Linked DNA regions of Homo sapiens: region 2 is linked to region 1. Evidence: chromatin loops called from intact Hi-C (ENCODE). Cell type or tissue: natural killer cell. All regions are shown on one strand. Each heading gives the region's core, and the rest is flanking DNA. Links, peaks and the distances in the headings are about the cores only.

The links. Hi-C counts contacts between places; a loop is a spot of excess contacts. Peaks named below come from ENCODE experiments on the same cell type or tissue, not always from the same donor. Only the 100,000 strongest peaks of a DNase experiment are listed, where the experiment ranks them.
Region 2: it touches region 1 in a loop (10-fold over the local background); 5 of 110 quality-filtered maps call a loop at or near these places.

Annotation. Positions count from the first base shown.
Region 1 is chr17:9,917,108-9,929,661 of GRCh38, forward strand. It overlaps GAS7 (growth arrest specific 7), which reads right to left. Exons shown (of 14, transcript NM_201433.2): 10 at 9,534-9,662; 11 at 8,369-8,492; 12 at 2,519-2,598; 13 at 894-992; 14 at 1-234. The coding sequence ends at 121. Among named protein-coding and RNA genes, the nearest start is that of RCVRN, 18 kb to the left of the region's middle. RefSeq lists an enhancer at 7,950-8,876. In natural killer cell, for the core only: CTCF peaks have their summits at 7,801 (motif pointing right) and 8,010; a DNase peak (open chromatin) is centred at 7,804.
Region 2 is chr17:10,350,017-10,362,570 of GRCh38, forward strand. It overlaps MYH13 (myosin heavy chain 13), which reads right to left. Exons shown (of 41, transcript NM_003802.3): 4 at 12,344-12,487; 5 at 12,102-12,258; 6 at 10,145-10,172; 7 at 9,944-10,055; 8 at 7,719-7,811; 9 at 5,068-5,131; 10 at 4,879-4,977; 11 at 4,664-4,767; 12 at 540-678. Among named protein-coding and RNA genes, the nearest start is that of MYH13, 17 kb to the right of the region's middle. In natural killer cell, for the core only: CTCF peaks have their summits at 7,913 (motif pointing left) and 8,122; a DNase peak (open chromatin) is centred at 7,935.

The sequences.
Region 1 (12,554 bases), core at 3,068-11,067:
TCTCTCCCCTCTCCTCAGTGGCCCAGGAGAGAGGGTGGGGGGCATCCACTCGGCATGGGCCCCATGGTGGGAGCCCAGCCCCCCTCCCCAGCAGGACCCCCCGAAGCTGCACAGGCCCATCTAGATCTCCATGTCCACAGGGCGGATGTTGCCCGTCTTGTGCTCTCTGACCCACAGCTCCCTGTCTTTGGCCGGGTCCACTTTTCGAAGCAGCTGATCCACGGGCTCGACTGTCTGCAAGAGACAGAGAAAATGCGACACTGTTAGAGACGGCGGCCAAGCCAGGGAGGTCTCCTCTGAGACATGCTGTCCTCACCTTAGTGTCTCTGAGAGCAGCCTCTCTAGAGGGCTCCGGGGCCCCAGGGGGAGGCCCATCTGAGGGACAGCACATGAAGAGGGCTGTGAACGGGGAACCCAGTATGCATCCCGACCCTGCTTCTCACCCTGCAGACCCCAGGCCTGGATGAGAGGCCAGGAGGGCCTTAAAACCTGTCTCTATCCCTTCCACCCCACATTTACCACCAGTGAACAGGACAAATAAAACTTGAGCTTTAGGTATTGTGAATATTTCTAGAAGTTGTTTTTTTTGGTTTTGTTTTTTAAGAAATTTAATAATGTCTTCAGCTACTGTAACTGTTACGAGCTTCTTTCTCCTCAGGGTAACAGCTCACGTGTGTGTCCACTTCATGTGCCAGGGTCGGAATCACACAGACGTCCAGGACAATCCTGAGAGGCCCAGTCCACGAGGCCACCCCCAGGCCAGAGCACCTGCCCACTGCCCGCCTTTAGGGCAGATTCACTTGCAGCAGCCACTTAACCTGCCACGGCCTAGCGCCAGGCGGCTCTCCCCAGGCCCCGTGTCGCCCGGGAGCCCCGCTGGGCTGGAAACTCACGCTTTGGTTGAACATGTCTGTTTCATGCCGCAGCTGCGTGTACTGGCACAGGTGCTGCCGGATCATCTCTACCCTCTCCACCTCCAGCCGCTCTAGCTCCTGCCGAGAAAGCAAAGGCCAGAGAACTCTGAGCACGTCCCCTCCACTTGGGGGTCCCCCCACCAAGACCACAAAACGCAAGTCACTGGCTGTGGACATTCTGTCCCATCTGACTCTCTGGGGTCTGATGAAGAGCGTGCCCCATATCTAAGGTGAAGGTGAAGCTGATGACAGCAGCAGCGGCTGTTTTACTTCCTGAAATCCTGCTCCGCCACGCACAGTGCTGAGGGCTTTACGTGCGTTCCTTAACTGTCCTCGTTACAATTTTAAGAGATCGTTTCTGTTATTATCCCCATTCTCCAAGCAAGGGAACTGGGGAACTAACACCTAGAGAGGCAACAACACAGCTCACCCAAAGCGACACGGAATTATGGGAGGAACAGGATTTAAACCAGAGTCCATCAGGCTGTTACTCATGGCAATGCACCCATGCAGCCCTGGCCCTGGTGCCCTGATGGGGTATAACAAGGGGGCACATGTGGGAGCTCCATGCCACACATTCCTGGGACCTTGTCCCTGGGCCTCTGCTGAGCAGCCTCCCTTCCTCTGCCTATGCCTAGTGCTGTGGCCGCAATAGAGACCGGGCCAGGGAGGCAGACTGGGCTGCACGTGGCACAGCTTTTGTCAAAGGGGAGCGTGGAAAGGGTTTGTCCTCTGGTTTCTAGATGGTTTTGTGTCTTTGGAATCTAGGGGATCCGGCTGTTACTCTGCATACAACTAGGTCACTGCCCAGGTGATTAATCAGAAAGGGGGGTAAAGCAGGGGGCTTAATTAGGAGATTAACCAGGAGGAAAACTAGGTCACTGTCCCTGGTGGAGGCCTCTAATCTGCTCTGGTGGGCTGACACCTGGGGAAGGCAGCTGGTTAGTCCTGTGCTGGATGGACAGGGGTGGCTTTAGGCAGTGGGCTGATCCGATGAGCACCTGGCATGATGCCTCCTGTCCCATCTGGCCCAAGTACCAGCCACACTTCACTGTCCACTCAGGCAGGTGCTGACTGATAAGGAGATGCTGCCCCTTTACAAGAAATACTCAAGAGCATCATCGGCCCTGCCGCCTGTTGTTCACCCTTGGTGAGAGGCCTCCCCCACCCCACTGCCTAGCTCCATCCTCACCCATCCATCCACTTTGCAAGGATCTCCTACCAAGGACCTGCAACTCGTGTGTGTGCATGTGTGGGGCGGTCCTCTCTTCCTATAGCTTGGCTATTTTTCCTAAAGAGGCCCTTGTCCACTTAGTTGAGGAGAGTCCTCAGTTGACCCTGACCTCTCAGGGGACAGCCCAAGAAGGATGTAGCCATATCCAACCCAACCCTGCCCACATCCACACAGCTAGGAAGCGCTGGAGCAGAGATCTGAATCCACATAAGCTGGCTCACATTGAGGTTTCGACCCCAACACTGAAGTAGATTTGATGACCATCTCCAGGGTCACTCCACCCCATCATCCCCGCGCCCACCAACAACCACCAGGGGCTGCTCTGTGTCAGCCTCTGTACTGCCATGTCCACACATCCCTGCCCGCTTACCAATGTGGTGGTCACCATCTCTTCAAACCATTTGGACTGGGCCTGGTTGTAGAGATCCACACAGCGCATGAGGTCGTCTCCTGGAAAAAGACCACAGTCACCATCATGAAGCATCCTATCCTCACCATGACTCTGTGCCCCACCCTGAGCCCCACAGCCAAGCCTTCTCCTCCCCCTGGGGTCATGGTGGCCGCTGGAAAGCTGGAAAAGGGATGGCAGTAGGAAGAAGAAGAAAGCAGAGCCAGGGAAGGAAGGGGGCAACCCAGCCCCATGAGAACCCAGCTCAGGTGTCCCCCTGAAGCCTGACCCCAGATACCAAGGATTCAGGATGGTGGTTCTCATTTTGTGTGTGTGTGTGTGTGTGTGTGTGTGTGTGTGTGTGTGTGTGTGTCTAGGGTATTCCTAGGACCCCCAATCCTATCATGAGCCCAAGAAATGCTTCCCTCTCTAAAGATGGCAGTTTTATTTTACACTGGGGAGTCCAGATTGGTTAAAACATGTCACACACAATTTGGTGCTAAGAATAATTAAGGAAGATAAATTTGCAGATCATGTAAGTGTGTGTGTGTGTGTGTGTGCATGAACACACTGCAAGATGTCCTTCTGAAACACAAAAGAACGCATCTGTAGTCACAGTCTAAAACATGCACTGGAGGAGCACACCCCAGCTTCAGGAGAGTGGCTACCTTGGGAAACAGAGAAAGGGTGAGTGGGCAGGAATCAGCTCCTTCTATTGCATTTTATGTCATCACAGAAAGATCCGAGGCAAACATAACTATTCAATCTTTAGGACTACTCTATTACTTTGTTATCATATGTATGTTTAGAACATTTTGTAATTAGAAAGAAAACACACTGCGAAGTAATTGCAAACATTACTAAGCGTACCAGCACCTTGGAACCTTGCTACACAAATCACAGTCTGTGGGCCAGTGGCACTTGTATGCCCTGGGGTCGGCTAGAAATTCAGAAACCCAGGACAGATCCGAGACCTACTGAATCAGAGACTGCATGTTTATGAGACGCTCTGGTAATGTGTGTGCACGTGGCAGGCAGAGCAGCACAGCTCTCATGCACGGCTTTGTCTCAGCGTAGCTTCCTCATCCTCACAGGGCTCCAGCAAGAGGAAGGCATCATGGTGTTTGCTCACGATGGAAAAAGCTCATGAGTGAACCCCAAAGTGAAGTAATTTTCTCTAGTAATTCTAGAAGCAGAATGCTAGAGTAGAATTTAGTAATTCGAGTAGAGTCAAAGTGACTCCTATAGTATCATCATTGTGGCTCATAGGTACTCTGATAGGAAAGTCAAAGAGAACAGGGAAGGTTATGTCTCCAGGCCCCAGGCCTAGCTGCGAACCATACCCCTAGCTATGCCACACACCAGACGCGAGTGTGCCTTGAATAACAGAGCCCACACCAAGGCATTTATTCATTTTGTTCTTGGTCCAAGGCCAATGACTGGACCCTTGATCCCAAGAGGCACTGAACCGGAGAGAAGAAAGTGGATGCTGCACCGTAAAATGCATTTTTTTCTTTTTTTTTTTTTTTTTGAGACGGAGTCTGGCTCTGTCACCCAGGCTGGAGTGCAGTGGCGCAATCTCGGCTCACTGCAACCTCCACCTCCCGGGTTCAAGTGATTCTTCTGCCTCAGCCTCCCGAGTAGCTGGTACCACAGGCATGCGCCACCACCCCTGGCTAGTTTTTGTATTTTTAGTAGAGATGGGGTTTCACCATATCGGCCAGGCTAGTCTCGAACTCCTGACCTTGTGATCCGCCCGCCTCAGCCTCCGAAATGCAAATGCATTTCTAGCAAGAGCTCCTGCCTGGCCGAGGAGGAGGGCGGCGTGCTGCTCTGTACACTGTGAAACTCCCTGAGCCCTGTGTGTCAATGCTGATTTTGAGAAATTGCTTCAGGAACTTCCACAGCATTGGGAAACAGAGTAGGTGAAGGGGGCTGTACCTTCTCTCTATGGCAGCCCAAGAGCTTGAAATTGGAACTTTTTAGAACAGTATTGGTTAAGACCATGGATTGTGGGACAAGAATGCCTTTGTTGGCCAGGCGCGGTGCCTCACGCCTGTAATCCCAGCACTTTGGGAGGCCGAGGCGGGTGGATCACGAGGTCAGGACATCGAGACCATCCTGGCTAACACGGTGAAACCCCGTCTCTACTAAAAATATAAAAAATTAGCCAGGCGTGGTGGCAGGCGCCTGTAGTCCCAGCTACTCGGGAGGCTGAGGCAGGAGAATGGCATGAACCAGGGAGGCGGAGCTTGCAGTGAGCAGAGATCGCACCACTGCACTCCAGCCTGGGCGACAGAGCAAGACTCCATCTCAAAAAAAAAAAAAAAAAAGCCTTTGTTGTCATCCCAGCTCAACTACTTATTAGCTATGTAATCGTAGACAAGTCGGTTATCCTGCGCTTGCCTCCGTGTCTTCATCTGTAAAATGGAGATAACGATTGTACCTTTACCAAGTTGTTATGAGGAATAAATATGTCAAAATATGTAAAGCACTTAGAATAGAGATGGGCGTAGAGAGCCAAATATTAATATGGGCTATGGTGGTGATGAAGATGATGATGATGATGATGATGATGATGATGATCCCTGAGGATCTGATGTCTTTCCTTCTAGTAGCCTTGGAAAAGATGAGGAAGAGGGAGGAAAGGAACAGAAGGAAAGAACAGGTGGCATTTCCTGAGCAACAGGCTGTCCAGCAAAATGGCGACAAGCAGAGTCTCTGGAATGAGAGGAGACTGAATTGTGGCTTCGCCGCTCCACCACTGTGGACCTCATGGAAGGTTCTCATTTTCTCTGCCATCAGTCTTCTCATTTGTAAAGGGTATAAAAATACCTCCCTGCAGGGGGACTGTGCTGATCAAAAGAGACAATGCTCTAAAGCATGGAGGCTGGCCACAGCGAGTGCTCAGAAGAGGCGGTATTTTTCAGAGTTAGGTCTAAGGACTGTCACTTTCGTCACAAAATAATTCCAAACTACAGGAATGAGAGACCGTATTATCTGATGACAATGCAATAAAACTATGTAAAAAAAAATAGCAAGATTAGAAAACAACAACAAAGCCCTTGCTTGTAAACATATAAAGATTTTCTTTGAAACAATTCTTGGTTCGAAGATCAAATGAAAACCCAAATAGCAAAACATAATGAAAATAGCAGAAATAAAACCACCACAAATAAGAACCTGTGGAATATGGTTAGACCACCAGTGTAAGGAAAAATAAATGTCTGGTGGGTTACATATTTCACTGTCTTTTTTTGTTTGTTTGTTTGTTTTGTTTTTTGAGACAGAGTCTCACTCTCTTGCCCAGGCTGGAGTGCAGTGCTGCGATCTCAGCTCACTGCAACCTCTGCCTTCTGGGTTCAAGCGATTCTCCTGCTTTGGCCTCCCAAGTAGCTTGGATTACAGGCACACACCACCACACCCAGCTAAGTTTTGTATTTTTAGTAGAGACGAGGTTTCACTATGTTGGCCAGGCTGGTCTTGAACTCCTGACCTCGTGATCTGCCCGCCTGGGCCTCCCAAAGTGCTGGGATTACAGGCGTGAGCCACCACGGCCGGCCTTCACTATTTTAAAAACAAAAACAAAAATAAACACCTGAAACAAAAAAAAAAAGTAAGAAAAAACCCTCTAGGTGATTAAAAAAAAAGATCTAAATCAGCTCCGAAATCTAGGCTTCTTATGGGAAATATCACTGTACAGAAAAACAGCAAGAAAAAATAGACAAACAAGCAAAAAAAAAAAATTACAAAGAACAAAACTAAAAGACAAATGACAATCTAGGAAAAATATCTGCAATTAAAATGAAAAACGATTCATCTCCCTGATAGATAAAGAATCTATGGTCAGTGGGGAAAGGATATGAGTTAATCAGTTCACAGAAAGTACAACAATGATTTATATGTATATTTTACATACTCAACCTGGGTTATGGAGAAAAGCAAATTAAAAACAAAATATCATTTTTCCCCACTCACTACCAATTTCAAATCTTGATAACACACAATGTTGATAAGCATTTAGAGAACAGGCATTATTCATAGATGCTGTTGATAGGTGCTCTCTCTGGAAAGCAATTTGGAAATATCCATCAAGACGAATAATACCCTTTGACTCAGCAACTATATTCTCTCTATATGCAGATCTGGTCTTAGGCACACACAAAGATGCAGGTACAATAACACAGCTTCACTGGCTGGCAAGCACTCTGAAACAATCTAAGAGTCCTAAACCTCAGTTAAGGGAATGATGAAACAAATTTGGGTACAATCATACAACTGGACACTGGCCAGCCATTAAAAAGTTTGATATGCATGAATGGATGGGCAAAAAGATTTACAGAAATGAAAAAGAGGTATTTCCAAGATATATTAAATAAGTTCAGAAGATAGATTGTATGATCAAATGTATATAAATTTAAATATTTAAAAATCAAAACACTAGGAAGAGATGGTGATTATTTCTGTGAATAGCATTTTATATTCTTGTCTGCTGATTAAAATATTTTGCCATGTACCAATACTGTTTTTGCAATATAATTGTTTTTTGAGGTAGAGTCTCTCTCTGTCACCCAGGCTGGAATGCAATGGTGTGATCATAGTTCACCGCAGCCTTAACCTCCTGGGTTCAAGCCATCCTCCACCTTAGCCTCCTGAGTAGCTGATTCTACAGGCATGCACCACCATGCCTAGCTAATTTTTTCAAATTTTTTTGTAGAGATGAGGTACTATGTTGCCCAGGCTGGTCTCGAACTCCTGGGCTCAACTGATCCTCCTGCCTCAGCCTCTCAGACTGCCGGATTACAGGTGTTAGCCACTGCACCTGGCCTATAAGTTATTTTTTTAATAACTTAATAATTTAAACAGATCTCTTCCCCTTCTGTGCCCCCCCTTCTCTCTACCAATAAATATACTGTGCCCTCTACTTCTTGATCCTGTAATTTATTATTGTGCATTATAAGATTTGTATAATAAACGTTATCCTTCTATTACATTATTTTTTATTGACTTATTTCTATCTTACCTTATTTTGAAATGTAAGGTGGCTGCTTTCTTCTATAATGAAGGAATTGTAACAGGTTCACCAGAAATTGAGGTGAAAGGGACCTACAGACCAAACTCTAATACTACGGCACACATTCTAATTCCAGAGGCAACATGCGTGTCCTCTCGTGCAGTGAAACGTGGCTTCCCTTAGATCTAGTTACCGAGGTTTTCACTGGTTCTACCAGGCCTTCTCTTCCTCTTTGTGTATTAGCTAACTTTGACCACTAGGTGGAAGCAGAAACCAACTCATTGGGAGACTATTCCCAAGAGACTGAAATCTGGTTATTTCTTTAAACAAAGTGTCAGCCTCTGTTCCCAGGGCAGGAGCCCATCCCCATAGGTGAACCTTCAGAGAGAGCATTGCTTCCTGGGGAAGTGGGCAGCTTGGGTGAGCTGTGTGCTTCTGTGGGCTCTGAACAGGGACAGGGCCCTGAGCTCTCAGTGCATGAAGGAGTTTGTCCACCTCCTGGTCAGAGATCTGGGGCTTGGGCGGAAAACAAAAAAAGCCACGACCAGGGAGAGAGTAAGGAGTCCAGCCTCTACCATGCCCCAGAACTAGCCCGGCCTGTGTCCTTCCTCTGACCCCCAAAGTCTCTTTCTTTGAGATCTCTGGGTGTGGGTCAGAGAGAAGGGAAGAGGGGGTACCTCCTGGCAAACAAGGGAAGTAATTTCCTCGCTGCAGTCTTGCAAAGGAGAGATGCACCCTCGCCAGTCACCTCATCTCCTAGCCCCGTGCCCTCTCCTTCTGTGTGCACTGACCAGGCCAGGCGGGTGCCCAGCACTTACCAGCCTGTGTGGACTTTCTCCGCGCCTTCTTGATGTCCTCCTCTGTCTTGTTGCTCAGCTTGATCTCCAGCTGCTGGGTCTTCATCTCCAGGTCTCTCTGCCGCTCTGTGAGGGCTTTCCGGGCCTGGGGTCCAAGGACACGGAGAAGCTGCTCATACAGCTCGGAGCCAGTGGGCCTCCTGGGCCACGCAGCCCAGCTTCCCTTTGGAGTCCTTTCGCCCCTTGTTTGTGTGGATGATGCCACAGTGGTCCAGAGAGGCCCAGCAGCCAGAGTGGCACCACCCAGCTAGGTAGAGGCTACAACCCAACTCTTTTCGTCCTTGCCTCTTCCAGTGACATCTGGACTCAGCCTACCTCAATCTCTCAAACCACGTTTTTTTCCCGATGGAGCCTGTACAAAGACTGGGGACCTAGGCAGTCCTAAAGTCACAGCCCCTCTGCTTGGAAGGGACCACAAAGGCCATCTGTGTCACCTCCCTGCAGCACTTAATAGGATGTAGCAACAGCCCTCCCGTTCTGGAGCTGGACAAGCCTCGGCCCTCTTGTTCCCCTCACTGTACTGCCTTTCCTCCAGGCCACCACTGGCATCTCTGTGGTCCTTGGGTGGCGGCAGTTGGCTGGGCCCAGGGTGTCCCAGCAGTTTGAGCCCCCTTCTCCTCTCTAAGGCACTGGGGACTGGGAATCAGTCCCTGGGGCACACTCTCTTCCCTCTAAGGCTGAACATCAGTTCCCTGGAGGTGAGACCACCCAGGACTCAGCCTCATCCCTGAGCAGGAAGGAGAGCAGGGAGGCGGTGACTGAGTCAGGACGACTCAGCCAGGTGAGGCTTAAACACGGGGCCCCACGTGAACCAGCAGCAGCACTGCTAGGCTCGGGGTTTAACTGGTCGCCAACAGCCACTCGACTGCCCACTGCAGCTGCAGCCTCTCCTCGCACCCCTGGCCCTCTGGGTGGTCATTCCAGCACCACAGGGAGGCAGCTCCTATCTGCCCTTGGATGGGTGGGGTGCTCTGGCGTAGGCACGAGGCTTGGACATCCCCCTATTCCCCTACCTGGGGACAAAGACTCAGCCTTGGCGTATGGAGCCACTGCTGGCTTCCCAGTCCCCCTTCTTCCAGGCAGTCCCCCATGCACCTGCCCTGGCCCAGCGTCCTGGGCCTCTCACCTTCTCCACCGAGGCATAGCGGCTGGCGAGCTGCTTGCGAAGGTCGGCAATGTGGTGGTCGCACTTCTTCATGTCTTTCTTGAAGTTCTCACGGAAGTTCATCAGGGGCTTCTCCACCTCGCTGTGAAGCTGTTGGGAGAGTAGAGACGCACACTCAGGACCCAGGGCATCAGCTGTAAGCCAGTGCAGGGAGGAGGGATGGGAGGGGCACCCCCACTTCCCCAGGCAAGTGAGGATGAGTCTGGGGTAGCGACCTGGCAGGAAGGTGAGAGACACCCCCTGACACGTGGCTGCCTATCAGGTCTCAGCTTAGGCAGGTCACCTTAGCTCAGGAGGCCCCCACACACGTCTACAGGATAAGTGGTTAGCAACTAGAGCCTTCTGATTTCCCCATCTGTTAACTACTTTTTTTCTGAGCTTCTGCAGCTTTTAAATTTTTAGAATTTTTTACTATTTATGGTTTATAATATGCTGTTTTGAAATATGTATATATTGTGGAATGGCTAAATCAAGTTAATAATCAATGGGCTGGGCACGGTGGCTCATGCCTGTAATCCCAGCACTTTGGGAGGCCAAGGCAGGTTGATCACCTGAGGTCAGGAGTTCGAGACCAGCCTGGCCAACATGGTGAAACCCCATCTCTACTACATACACACACACACACACACACACACACACACACACACACACACACAAATTAGCTGGGAGTGGTGGCAGGTGCCTGTAATCCCAGCTACTCAGGAGGCTGAGGCAGGAAATCACTTGAACCTGGGAGGTTGCAGTGAGCCGAGATTGTGCCACTGCACTTCAGCCTGGGTGACAGAGTGAGACTTGGTCTCAAAAAAAAAAAACAAAACAAACAAACAAAAAACAATAATAATCAATGACCTCACACACTTATTTTATCCCACAGCTTCTTGCACGGCTTTGTTCTTATGTCTCTCTCCCTTATTTTCCGAACTGAGAGCTTTCTGGGGACAGAAACCACATCAGCGTCTGTGTCTCCAAGCACTCAGCACAGTGACTGGGGTACGCGGCTTCAGTAAAGAACAGTCGAATGAATGCCATTCAATTAGAAGGTCTCAGGTCAGTCCTATTTATCGAACATCTACTCCATGGCAGGTGCTGAGAATACAAAGGTGAGCTAGACAGGGTCCAAACCTCGAGGAACTGATGGTGGGAACTGTTGGAGACCTGCTGGAAACTCACAAGGGCAACTGTCCCGCATTGCGCTCATAAAGACATTCTCAGCTTGCTGGGCTGCCTGGAGCACAGGCAAAGGGAACCGCCCTGTATCCCAGGGGCCAGAGAAAAGGGTTTATGCTGTCAGAAGAGCTGGGTGGCATCAGGGTTTTAAGCTTTTTTCTTCTCTTTTATTCCTTCCCTCTTTCCCATCCCACCCCCCTTTAAAAGAACTTTTCCTTAAAATTTGTTCCTTTTGTTTGTGAGCATAACATTTATTTATTTTTTATTTATTTATTTATTTTTTTGAGACAGAGTCTCGCTCTGTCGCCCAGGCTGGAGTGCAGCGACGCGATCTCGGCTCACTGCAAGCCTCGCCTTCCAGGTTCACGCCATTCTCCTGTCTCAGCCTCCCGAGTAGCTGGGACTACAGGCACCTGCCACCACGCCCGGCTAATTTTTTTTTTTTTTTTGTATTTTTAGTAGAGATGGGGTTTCACCGTGTTAGTCAGGATGGTCTCGATCTCCTGACCTCGTGATCCGCCCGCCTCGGCCTCCCAAAGTGCTGGGATTACAGGCGTGAGCCACCGTGCCCAGCCCATAACATTTATAAGAAAACAGATCAACGGGACCTGCTGTGGTCAAAGCCAGGTGGCACCCTAGCCCTGTGCACCCCTCCCACCCCACTGCCTGGAATCAGGCAACTCTCTTCAACCTATGACCACCCCACCACCGCAAATCTGCCTCCACCGGTCTTAGAGGTGTCTCTAGGGAGCACAGCTCAACTTCCCTGGACAGATGATATCCCAACGAGGGTTCTGTGACTTCTCTCCTCTCCCTCAGGTTTTTGCTGTACAATATCTTTTTCTCTGGATACAACCAGGACTTAGGTGTCCCTATTCTAAGCAACTGACTTACACGGGGCTGGGAGCTCCAAGCGGGCAGGGGCCCCATCTGGGTTGAGCACTGCTGTGCCCAGTGTCTGACCTGGGCTGGGGCTGGGTGGGTGCCCCTTCTGTGTTTGTAGAGAGAATGACAAACTCTTCAGAGCTCAATCCCCTGGGTGACAAGAAGACAGCTTTGTCGCTGGATGACCGTCACAGACTAACAGAGAACTGGCCATCCAAACACCCCTCTCTCCTCCTCGTGTTAGTTGTAAATATGTCCTACTATTTTTTTTGAGCCCCTGGAACCTTCCCTGTATAGGAAAACATCCCCACCTGGCGGCAGTTTGCAGGATGCTACAAAAATCTTGAGAGCTTACGAGAATAAATAAACCCCTTTCCCACGTATATAGGTTTGGCATTTGCTGAGTAGGAGCAGCTGTACGACTCCGGGAATCTGGGAGAGTTAGCTCAGCCTGCTGACTCAGAAACTCCGGGGTCTCTAAGGACATGGAAAGCAAGTGACTTTCAGGCTTTAATACGCCCAGGAATGACCTGAAGAGTTTTCAACATTAAGGTTTCCTGGACCCCAGCCCCAGGTTCTGTGGTCTGGGGAAAAGCCCATGAACCTGCCAATATGCCAGGAAGCTTTCCCCAAATTCAAATGACATTCTGGAAGCGTGACGCTGCTAACTATCACAAGTGATTTGATTCCACAGATGAGGATGCCTGGCATCTCCATCTCGCTACAGACATCAAGTATTTTATTTATTTATTTATTTTTTTGAGACGGAGTCTCACTCTGTCTCCCAGGCTGGAGTGCAATGGCGCAATCTTGGCTCACTGCAAGCTCCACCTCCCAGGTTCAAGCCGTTCTCCTGCCTCAGCCTCCCAAGTAGCTGGGATTACAGGCACCCGCCACCAAACCTGGCTAATTTTTTTTTGTATTTTTAGT
Region 2 (12,554 bases), core at 3,008-11,007, 430 kb after region 1:
GTTCCAGGCCTCTTAGGGATGGGGCAGAGGGTGGCAGTAGGATCAGCTAGGTGAGAGTTATGGGGAGGAAGAACCGTTCACCATTCTTGGTTCAGGGTCAAGTTCAACAGACGCTGGGGTGGAGGCGATGGGAGGAACAAAACTTGGCTCCCACTTTACCAAAGGCCTCATTTTAGGCCTGAGTAATTAAGACTGCATTCTGGTGGAGAGAAGAGAAGTTCACCTAACAATATTGTCTCAAAAAAGTCCACCTTAAAAAAAACAGGCACATTTAGATGGTGAAAGATAGTGGAGTGCGTGGTGATTATTCATTTACAAGAATGATGCTTTTTGTTTTTCAAGAATTCACTACTCTGGGAGTCCTTGACTGAGTGAGCAGACTTCCTAGTGCATGCTACAATGAGCTTCAGGAAACCCAGATTTGATTTATGCAGTTTTGGAAGAACAGCTCTTGAAATGAATGCAGTTTATCTCACACGGCCTCGCCCGCACATGAACATAGATGGACCCAATCGCATCCCTTTCCCAGATGCAGTTACCTTCGGTGCCGTCTGGCTCCGCCTGCTCCTCACGCTGCTTCTGCTTGAACTTCATGTTCCCATAATGCATCACGGCTCCCGTCAGTTTGTAGATCCCGACTTTCTCCTCTGAGCTGAAGCCCAGGATGTCAATGGCATTCTGGAAAGAAAAAAAGGACAACTGTCATAGCAGGAATCAGGGATCCATATGCAGCCTTTTCTTGGCAAAGACCTTACCTCTTTTTTGTATAGCATATGAGACAGCATTTGCCCAAATAAGTGGATGACAGGTGGGGATGTGGTAAATTAGAAACCATTTGTTTCACGTGTTTGTGTGGGTGGGTGAAGACTATGGGAAAAAGATGTGAATTGTCTGTTTCCTTCCATCAAATAAGAACTGATTACAGTCGGGCGCGGTGGCTCACGCCTGTAATCCCAGCACTTTGAGAGGCCAGGGCAGGCAGATTACGAGGTCAGGAGTTTGAGACCATCCTGGCCAACATGGCGACGCTCCATCTCTACTAAAAATACAAAAAATTAGCCAGGCATGGTGGCTGGCACCTGTAGTCCCAGCTACTCAGGATGCTGAGGCAGGAGAATCACTTGAACCTGGGAGGCGGAGGTTGGAGTGAGCCAAGATTGTACCATTGCACTCCAGCCTGGGAGACAGAGTGAGACTCCATCTCAAAAAAAAAAAAAAAGAGAACTGATTATGATCTTTTCTCACTGTACATAGATTTGGGGGAGCAGTTTTCTGGATGAGGCGATTGGGAACCATTGTATGATACTGAGAGCTGGGAATGTCATGGAGAATGACTGGGAAATAATGTTTAATGGCTTAAGAGTTTGGCATTGTAATCCAGGAGTTCCAGCATTGTTCAGACTCAAGACAATATGCATTATGGAATATTAGATCTGGAAGGGAAGATCATCAAAGATGGCATCATCATTTCCCAAATGAGAAAGGGGCAAGCTTTTGCAGAGCTCTTTCTATGTGCTAGACATTGGGTAGGCATCATCTGTATGTTATTAAATCCCCATGAAGCCCCTTTAGCTGTGCAGGTTTTTCCAGATTTCTGGATGAAGAATTGAGGGTCTAGTTGGTAAGTAGCCTGTCATACAGGGAGGGTGTGATAAGACTGGGACTGGAGTTAGGTCTTGGTCCCTTCAAAACCTAGGGTCATTGCTGGTTTGGTTTTATAATCATGTTGCCTGTCTTCCACCACAAAGGTTTCAACAAAAAGAAATCCTTCTCTGGGGTACACATATTGATTATGCAGTAGGGTTTGCAGCCTGAGCCTGTAGAGTGTCCATTGGTAGGATTGAAACATGTTTGGACGTGTTTGGTGAGCACGTAGGATAGACCCAATAGGCCAACACCAGCAGGATGATATTGGAGAGTCAAGCATTCTTGGAGTGGCACCCCCTTTAGTGGAGAATGAGCCTATGCCAGGAGCTGGGATATATGGGGAGGAGAGATTCCGAGGCCATGATGGCCATCCCTTGAATCCATATCCCATTTCAGGGTTGCATATCTCTGTCCTAGGGAAGGGTCGTTGTAGGTTAAAAGAGAAAGAACTCTTTCAAAAACACTAAAAGGAGCAGGTGAAAGCGTCACTGCCTGGGGACCCTTTTGGAGAATGTCATCTCCAAAGGGGTGCAGGTGGAACCTGGGTATATGATGGGATGTCACTCCCATTATGAAGTTACCAATCAGTTGACTTTGAGTTCATAAAAAGGGAGACTATACCAGGCAGGCTATAAAAGCTCCGTGAGGCCAGGCGCGGTAGCTCACATCTGTAATCCCAGCACTTTGGAAGGCCGAGGTGGGTGGATCACAAGGCTAGGAGTTCAAGACCAGCCTGGCCAACATGGGGAAACCCCTTCTCTACTAAAAATACAAAAATTAGCCGAGCGTGGTGACAGGTGCCTGTCATCCCAGCTACTTGGGAGGCTGAGGCAGAGAATTGCTTGAACCTGGGAGGCAGAAGTTGCAGTGAGCCGAGATCGCACCACTGCACTCCAGCCTGGGGACAGAGCGAGACTCCATCTCAAAAAAAACAAAAAACAAAAAACCAAAAAAAGGCTCCGTGAGAGGAAGGAGCAACAGCCGCATCTGGCAGAAGGCATCTTGGTGAGGACATGACTTAGGTAAGGTGACTTTTAGAATTCCTTAGGTGGGCCTTTCTCAGTGGATGGGGGCCTTGTAGCAGTCATTAGCCTGGCCCTTTCTGTGCTTACAAGTTAGTGAAGACTGGGGAAACCTCATTAAAAATATATAACAACTTAAATTAAATTTGGTCTAAAACTGCCTCCATACATAGCAAACTATAACCTAAATTAGTATGTAAACAAACTGCAACCTAAGAGTATATTCTTGTAACAAATAGCTGAGTCTCAGCCAGTCACAGCAGCTGAGCTTCAGCCAATCACAGCAGCTGAGCTTCAGCCAATCACAGCAGCTGAGTCTCAGCCAATCACAGCAGCTGAGCTTCAGCCAATCACAGGCTGCCAAACTGATGGGCCATTGTGCATATAACACAAATGCTTCATCACACCACCTGCAGATAAGGCAAAGGCAGACCTGTACCTAATCAAGCTGTTTCTGTATGTCACTTCCTTTTTCTGCCTATAAATACTGCCTGCCATGTTGCTGGGTGGAGCTCTCTGAGCCTCTCCAGGTGCTGAGTGTGGTCCAACTCATGAATCATTCTTTGCACAAATAAACTCTGCTAAATTTAATTTGTCTCAAATTTTTCTTTTAACACTATTAGACCTAAGATAACAAGTTTATTTGATCATGAAAATTTTTCTATTTGTGTTAAAACAATTATTATCAGCTGGAAATGTCACCAAATGAAGGCTAAGAAGCTGGTCATGGGGCAGTGTCTCTAGGATGATGGACAAGACCCCTTTTCGCAAGCTCTTGAAGCTTTTGTATGGGTGGAGCCAACAAGGGTGGAGATGAATTGCTCACAGACGGTATACTTTAATTAAAAATGTAAGCTCTGTAGTTAGGCAGACCTGTGTTTAAATACTCTGTCATTGGGCCTGGTGCAGTGGCTCATGCTTGTAATCCCAGCACTTTGGGAGGCTGAGCTGGGTGGATCACCAGAGATCAGGAGTTTGAGACCAGCCTGGCCAACATGGCGAAACCCCAATTCTACTAAAAATACACACACACAAAATTAGCCAGGCATGGTGGTGCATGCCTTGTAGTTCCAGCTACTTGGGAGGCTGAGGCAAGAGAATCTCTTGAACCCAGGAGGCGGAGGTTGCCGTGAGCTGAGATCATGCCATTGCACTCCAGCCTGGGCGACAGAGCGAGACTCTGTCTGAAAAAAGAAAGAAAAGAAAAGAAGAGAAGAAAGAAGGAGAGAGAGAGGAAGGAAGGAAAGAAGGAAGGAAGGAAGGAAGGAAGGAAGGAAGGAAGGGAAAGACTCTGTCATTGACGAATTGTGTCTTCCAGAAAATTATATATATTTTAAGAATCAGCTTCCACATTTGTAAAATGGAGACAATAATGACATAATTTTGAGACTATAATGAGACAATGCAGGTAAAGCCACTTATCTCAGTGCCTGGCACATGTAAGTGCTCAATATATTTGGTTATTATTGTTATTAAGATTATTAATCCTACAGGTACTTCCCCAAAATAAACACCACAGGCCTGACAGGTGTACTGAGGAGCTGAGTGTCTAAGGTGAGCCTAAAGTGAAAGGCAGAAAGAAAAATGGAGAGGCTATTACAGAGTGGGCTTGGTTTTCTGCTTTATACATTTTTATATTTTCTAAATTTTCTTGAAGAACCATGTAGATGGTTTTGCAACATGAAAACTTTCAACGAATGTTAGGTTAAAGATCTTATAAATGCAAAAATGCATTCCAGTTAAAATGTTAGAGAACAGAACTGAAGGCCTGCTTTGGTGAACCTTCTGGATTTCCATTTTGGAATGCTGTGAGGTGGAGCTGAGTAGGGAGGGGCCAATCTGTGCTAATTCTCTGAGCTCTTGATCTCTGAGATCTTGAGTCTAATCACTTAGTATCCCTGGATTTCAGCTTTCCCATTAGCTCACTAACGTGTCTCTCAGTTCATAAACTCAATAATTCTGTGCATAAACAGACAAATAAATGGCATGCTTACATCTGTCGCCAGCAGTTCTTCACTGTCATCGATACTGGCTACCGTGACCTCTCCTTGGCTCACGAAGGGGAAGTCGAAGGGGTTGGTGGAGATCAGAAGCAGGTCTGTGAAACACAGATATCCCTTTAATGGCTTATGCATAACTTACTCTGGGTTGTTTTTTTTTTCCCAACGTCACCGATTTGGAACATAAGAAAGGTATTCCAAGAGCTTACCAATTAGTTCTGGCTTCTTGTTTGACATAATTTGGTAGAAAATATGATAGCTTCTCTCACTGGATAATTGAAACGTCACTCTGGATTTTTCTAACAGATCTAAGGTAACAAAAATAACGTGATTTCAGGCTCCCAAGAGATGCTTTTGTGGCCAAAACACCAACGGATTTATAGAGTGTTTGGACTCACAAGTTTCGATGTCTGCCGATGCCAGCTTTCCTGTGGCTCCAAAATGAATCCGAATGAACTTCCCCTGTCCAATAACAGGTGGACAAATGTTACGGTTATTTGATTTATATGGTTTTGTGGCTGGCCTTAGATAGGTGCTGCCACAGATAAATTATAAATGCAAAAATGCTAGAGAACAGAACTGAAGGCCTGCTTTGGTGAACCTTCTGGATTTGCATTTTGGAATGCTGTGAGGAGGAGCTGAGTAGGGAGGGGCCAATCTGTGCTGATTCTCTGAGCCCTTGATGTCTGAGATCTTGAGTCTAATCACTTAGTATCCCTGGATTTCAGTTTTCCCATTAGCTCACTAACATGTCTCTCAGTTCATAAACTCAATAATTCTGTCCGTAAACAAACAAATAAATGGCATGCTTACATCTGTCGCCAACAATTCTTCACTGTCATTGATATTGGCCACCATGACCTCTCCTTGGCTCAGAAGGAAGGGATGCCAGAACATGGGCACCTCTCCACCGGGTGCCCAGTGCTCCCAAGCTGGGTCAGCAAGGACTCAGGTAGCTCTACCCAAGCACCTGTCCCTGTTCCCACAACTCAGGGGATGCCCACAGGCTCCTTCTCCAGCTCTCTTCTTGGGACTACTCCATTCTTGACTGCCTGCCTGGTTTTCATCCTGTTCTCTTATACCTGGATTCTTAAATCTTCATAACACCTTTTAATTGTAACTGGTTGGATTGTTCTGTCTGACTTTTTTTTTTTTTTTTTTTTTTTTTTTTTTTTTTTTTTTGCTTGTATCTTAATAGATGCTACTTCTGAGATTTCTTGCCTGAGTTTCACATATGGCTGACTACAGACAAATCTGGCTCAGAGGCCCGGGCTCAGGCTCAGGCCTGGCTCCCTGGCTGCCAAAAGAACAACTCAGGGTCTAGGTGGCCCACTTTCTGGGGAGTGGGAGGTAAAATTTCATATGCGTGTTTGTGTGTATGCACCTGCTTCATACATTATCTGCTTAATTGGTCCTCAACGACACTGTGCGCAAATTTGAGGACAAAAAATGTTTTCTTGCTTTTTCACCCACAGTGTCTGAAATGTGGATGGTACTTAGTACTAGCCTCAATATTTTCTGAATGAACCCCAGGAAAAGTTAGTGAAGGATCAGTAAAGGCACATGTGCACTGTAAGTGCTGTGTCTTCAGTATATTTAGCGGCTTAACAGAAGACAATGGAAGTCATCCCTAGCCTGCAAATATTTGGAGGGTGGAAAGAGGACAAAATAATTAGAATGATTGTGACTTCTGGGTCAGGGCTAAGAGTAGAGGCCCATGAACTAAGTAAATGGGAATGAGAAGAGGGAGTGCCTGAAGGTATTGTCTTTCACTTTAAGCTGGTGTCAGGCCAGTGCAATAACTAACTTGGTCCAGGCATGGGTAACATACCTCTGCCATGTAACATGTGCCCAGATCTTCCACAAGGAAGAGGAGTTTATTTGGGCACTGGGGAGGATACAGGTGCAAACTGGCAGTGCACAGGGTACAAAGAACATATCCAAGGAAACAAAAGTCAAGGCTCAGAGCCATGGTCCTTGATGGATTACCTACTTCCTCATTGATAACCATTTTATCTTTCAGGCGACGAAATACAAGTTTGAGACTATCCAACTATTAAGATGTGTGAAGTTTTAATGTACTTTTGCAACCATAGGCACAAATGATGGCTTTGCCTCTGAGTACTTGCTCCACTGGCCAGTGAAATGAAATAGAGGGCTGGATGTGTGTTTATTTCCGATGGGAAGTAAATGTCTTTTTGATTAAGCCAAACCTAAGTAAAAAGTTGAAGGATGGCATATATCCTTCAATATCTTCAGTATGAATCTATTCCAATATTTTTTTCTTTTTTTTGAGACAGAGTTGCCCTCTGTTGCCCAGGCTGGAGTGCAGTGTTGCAACTTCGGCTCCCTGCAACCTCCACCTCCCGGGTTCAAGCGATTCTCCTGCCTCAGCCTCCCAAGTAGCTGGGATTACAGGCATGTGCCACCATGCCCAGCTAATTTTTTGTATTTTTAGTAGAGATGGGGTTTCGTCATGCTGGTCAGGCTCGTCTCAAACTCCTGGTCTCAAGTGATCCGCCCCCCTCAGCCTCCCAAAGTGCTGGGATTACAGGCGTGAGCCACCGCGCCCAGACTATTTCAAATTTTTGAGCTCTTCTGCCTTCACTAGGTTTTCCCTGCTCCCAGTCCCTACTGAGTTGGAAGAGGTCAAATCTGCTAACTTAATTCACACTAAGGTTTCCGTGGCTAGACCAATAGATATGGCTTAATGGACGTTAACATTTTAAAATGTTTCCACACAGAGAGACCCATTTTAGCATAAAGTTGATCTCTAATTGTGGGATTTGAATCATGTGAGTGACTTCAGGATGCTGTGAGGTGACATTGCCTAGTTAGGGTAGGACGGCAAATCCTCCCTCTGCCAGGACCAAGCCAACACCTTCCTCAAAGTGTATCACAATATTCCAGGTGGGTAGATTGATCTCAATCACTTGGGGGTAGAAAAAGGCCCCCATATATTCCAGTTTATGGGGCAGTTTTTCATATCCAGCATTTCAGGAGAGGGTATGCTTTTGGGAGGATACTTGAAAATTGGGCCGGATCTTACAAATCTTGAGGAGTTGTCATTCCTCACAGTCTTGGCATTTCCAAAGGCCTCCAGCAGTGGGTTGGCCTGGATGATCTGATCCTCTAGGGTTCCCTAATAATAAACAAGAAGAGGAAAAAGAGGACTTTGGATGGTTTTCTAAAGTAGCCCCTTGATGACTAAAACGGTGGGTACTCTGGGCAGGTTCAGGTAGAGATGTCGACCAGCTCCACCTGGTGGTCAGTGCAGCACCCACGCCCCCACCCCCACCAGACCTGAGGCGTCTTCAAGGTACCATCTTAGACAGGTTCTTATTAGCATAGCATTGAAGTGACTTCTGGTCATGCCAGGTTCTAGGCAGGAATATTACTCCCTCCATCAGAACATCCAGACTGCCTTTCTGATAACATTTCATTATAAATCATGGATTTTTATAACATGCACCTCTGTTATTGCATGTAATATGACCCACCTAATATAGATATTTGTCTTCAGAAGGAGAAATAGAATGTGAGCAAAGCAAGCGACCCAGGGGATGATACAATAACAACAGTGGTTCTCAAAAAGGTTTTTTATGTAGCAAAAACTTATGAGAATGATTATTCAGAAATCCACTACAGAAAGCAGAGTTTTCACCTTCACCTCCATGACTGCTTTATCCTTCTGGGTCCAGAGCAATTTAGAAACTACTGTCAAACCTAGTGGTTCTCAAAGTGTGGTCCCTGGACCAGCAGCATGAACACTACCTGGGAATATATGAGAAATGCCAGGTATGGTAGTTCACACTCGTAATTAGCACTTTGGAAGGCTGAGGCAGGAGGATTACTTGAGGCCAACGGTCTGATACCAGCCTAGGAAAGATAGTGAGACTCCATCTCTACAAAAAATTAAAAAAAAACTAGCCAGGCATGGTGGTTCCTGTAGTCTTAGCTACTTGGAAGGCTGAAGGATGATCGCTTGAGCCCAGGAGTTTGAAGTCACAGTGAGCTATGATGGTGTGCCACTGTACTCCAGCCTGGGTGACAGAGTGAGACCCTGTCTCTCCAAAATAAAAAGGAAAAAAAGATGCAAACTATGAGGTCCCACCCTAGATCTACACAATCAGGAATTCTGGGCCTGGGTTCTGCCGCCCTTTGTTAAGAATCTCTCCTGTTGATTCTGATGTGTACTCCAGTTTGAAAACCACTGGTGTAAACATTCCTTCTCCAGAGGAGGATGTGGAGTTGGTCAAGGTCCCTCAACTGTAGGTGATGGAGCTGGTGCTAGAACTCAAGTCCATTCTGGTGGAACCACTTCCTGCTTTGCTCCATGTGATACTGTGATGTAATAGGAATGGTATATTTTGGTCTTTTTCCAGTTTCCTGGTACGCAGCTCCTAAAACCCTTGGAATATCTGAAGTGATAAATGTCTTTTTGTGTGCTAATGAGATGATTGGTGGCTTCGGGGTCCTGGACAGCTCAGGATGGGGGCTGGCTGCCAGGGAACCAACCGCGTGATTAGAGAGTTGGAACTTTCAGCCCTATTCCTGACCCCTGGGAAGGAAAGAAGGGCTGGAGGTTGAGTCAATCATCAATGGCCAGTGATTTAATTAATCATGCTCATGTAATGCAACCTCTATAAAAACCCTACACAGAAGGCTTCAGAGAGGTTCCAGGTTGATGAACACCTAGAGGTACTGGGAGGATGTCACCTGCAGAGACCCTGCCCCTCCCCCATACCTTGCCCTAGACATCTTTTCCACTTGGCTTTTCCTCTGCATCCTTTGTAACAGCCTTTATAACAAACTGGCAAATGTAAGCAAAGTGTTTCTCTGAGTTCTGTGAAGCACTCTAGGTAATTACCAAACCTGAGACGGGGGTCGTGAGCTCCTCCCAATTAATAGCTGCTTGCTTAGAAGTTCAGGAGGCCCGGACTGGTCCCTGGTATCCAAAGTGGGGTCAGTTTTGCAGGACTGAGCCCTTAACTTGTGTGATTTGATGCTTTCTCTAGGTAGTTAGTATCAGAATTGAATTGAATTGTAGGACACCCAGTTGGTGTCTGCAGAGAATTAGAGAATTGTTTGGCATGGAAAAACCCCATACATTTGATGGCAGACACGTTCTGTGTGAGGATACAGAGAGGAAAGAAAGAATTTTTCCTATTTGCCGTTTCTACTGAGCGCATACCCTGCATACACTTGGTGCTCATCCACGCTTTAAAGTATACTTATTCCAGTAAGCCTCCGGATGCAGGTGGGGCTGCTCACCTGCATTTTGCCTGGCTGTGTCTCCTTCTTCTTGTCCCCGGTAACTGCAATTGTTGCAAAATACTGGATGACACGCTTGGTGTTCACAGTCTTCCCAGCCCCGGATTCTCCGCTGCCAATTTAAAAGTAAACGGGATAAAGGAGAGTGGAAGGGAGGGCACTGGTTTCCAAGTCATGATGGTACAAAGAGGTGTTACTCACGTGATGAGGATAGACTGGTTGTCTCGATCTAGAAATGCAGAGGGAAGCAAAACAAAACAAATAAACAACAAACAGAATGTTAAAATAAAGTAACATTGGGGGTGGTTGGAGAACATAGGCTCTAGTTAATGTCTTTGCCATTAACCACTGGTATGATTTGGGCATGTCTAATCTTCTTTGGGACAATTTAGGCAGATTTCTCAAATGTGGGATGTGCAACATGACCAGCCTGGGAGGTGAATGATTCTCTACTCACTGTAGTGAATCCCACAGTGTAGAAGTTACTCATGTTTATAGATCTTTAACTCCCTGCTAGTCCTTTCCCATCGCCCTTTTCCATAAAGAAAGCAAGTGTCAGGTTCAGAGCTTGTGGGGCCACAGCTTTTCATCAGCATTTATAGATGCTGGTTGGTTTCATTGCATTTTTCTTTTACCTTTACCTTCTACTTGTGAAAAGTGATACTGGTTTTTCATTTACAATAGAGCATGGATTGAACTGTGTCCTCCTAAAATTCACATATTGAATTTCTAACCCCTAGTACCTCAGAATATGACCTTATTTGGAAATAAGATGTAAACAAGATGCAGGGGTAATTACTCAAGATGAGGTCATGCTGGAGTAGGGCAAGCCCCTGATCTAATATGACTGGTATCCTTATAAACAGAAGAAATTTGGAGACACACAAGCACATGGGGAGAATGCCATATGAAGATTAAGGCAGGGATCAGGGTGATGCTTCTACAAATAAAAAACAACAAAGATTTCTGCTAGCAAACCATAGAAGCTAGGAGAGAGAGACATGGGCCAGATTCTCTCTCAGCGTCCTCAGACTAACCAATCCTGATGACACCTTGACTTCGGACTTCAATCCTCTAGAACTGTGGGAAAGTACATTTCTATTGTGTAAGCCCCCCAGTCTGTGATACTGGAGCAGCCATAGCAAACTAATAGAAATTGTGGTATTAGTCTTCCCTTTAAAATTAATGTAACATGAACTAATTTCAAGAAAAATATTAAGTTTGCAGACATGGCAAGGATTGTGATTGTGAGACAGAAATGACAGAAGTTTGGACACCATTGCATTAGATGATTTTTAAGCATCTACAGGTCTCAGATTCAGATGCTAGACTCTTTTTTTTTTTTTTTTGAGACGGAGTTTTGCTCTTTTTGCCCAGGCTGAAGTGCAGTGGCGAGATCTCAGCTCACCGCAACCTCCTCCTCCCAGGTGCAAGCAATTGTCCTGCCTCAGCCTCCTGAGTAGCTGGGATTACAGGCACCCACTACCATGACTGGCTAATTTTTTTGTATTTTTACTAGAGAGAGGGTTTCATCATGTTGGCCAGGCTGGCCCCGAACTCCTGACCTCAGGTGATCCACCTGCCTCGGCCTCCCAAAGTGCTGGGATTACAGGTGTGAGCCACCGCACCCAGCCTTGCTTCTACTTCTAGCATCTGTTCCAAGTCAAGTCAGGTGAAGGTTGAACAGACAGACTTGATATTAGGCATCATGGCATGACAGTGTTACCATGTCCTTACTCCCCAGGTCATTCTGGAAATTAAAGGAGGTGAAGGGGAGCCTGAGTTTGGGGAAGAACGCAGGAACACTGCTTTACCCATTTCTCCAACGTAGCATTCCCTGAGTGGCTACTGATATGGTTTCTCTTCAAAGTACACCTGGATTGGGGGTTCCCTGGGGACAAAGGTAGGGCATCTCCTTGTGTTCCACATTCTCCCAAATAAGCAAGAGCTCAGTGTAGCTTCAGCCATAATCACAGGCCTTGTCATGCACTGTGACTGGCAATGGAAGATGTTGTACCCTTTGCTTTTCATCCCCAAATCATCTGACTCTCCGAAGATCCTTTGATTATTGCACCATTCAGATGGCCAACGCCCATCAAAAGCTTGAAAAATTAACTAAGGATGGCTTCAAAAAATATGAATCAAAGAAATTACTCACCAGTCAGCATGAACTGATAGGCATTGTCAGAGATGGAGAAGATGTGGGGCGGGGCCTCCTGGCGCTTTTTGCCTCTGTAGGCAGCCACCACCTCGGGCTTGTACACCGGCAGCCACTTGTAGGGGTTGACGGTGACACAGAAGAGGCCTGAGTAGGTCTGGGAAGATCAGAACATTTATCATTTGGATCTCGTTTTTACTCAGAGAGAGACATGAAATAAAAAGGTGTTTACAGACACTCACGTAGATCATCCAGGCTGCATAGCGCTCTTTGAGGTTGTACAGAACAGCAGGTTCATGCAGGTGAGTCATCATGGCCATGTCCTCGATCTTGTCAAATTTGGGAGGGTTCATGGGGAAGACCTGGTCATTGTTCAGAGTGAGCATCTGGGTATTGAGAGGAAAAGCAGGTAATAAATTGGTGAGCCAAGTGCCCACATTGCACTTTACTGGT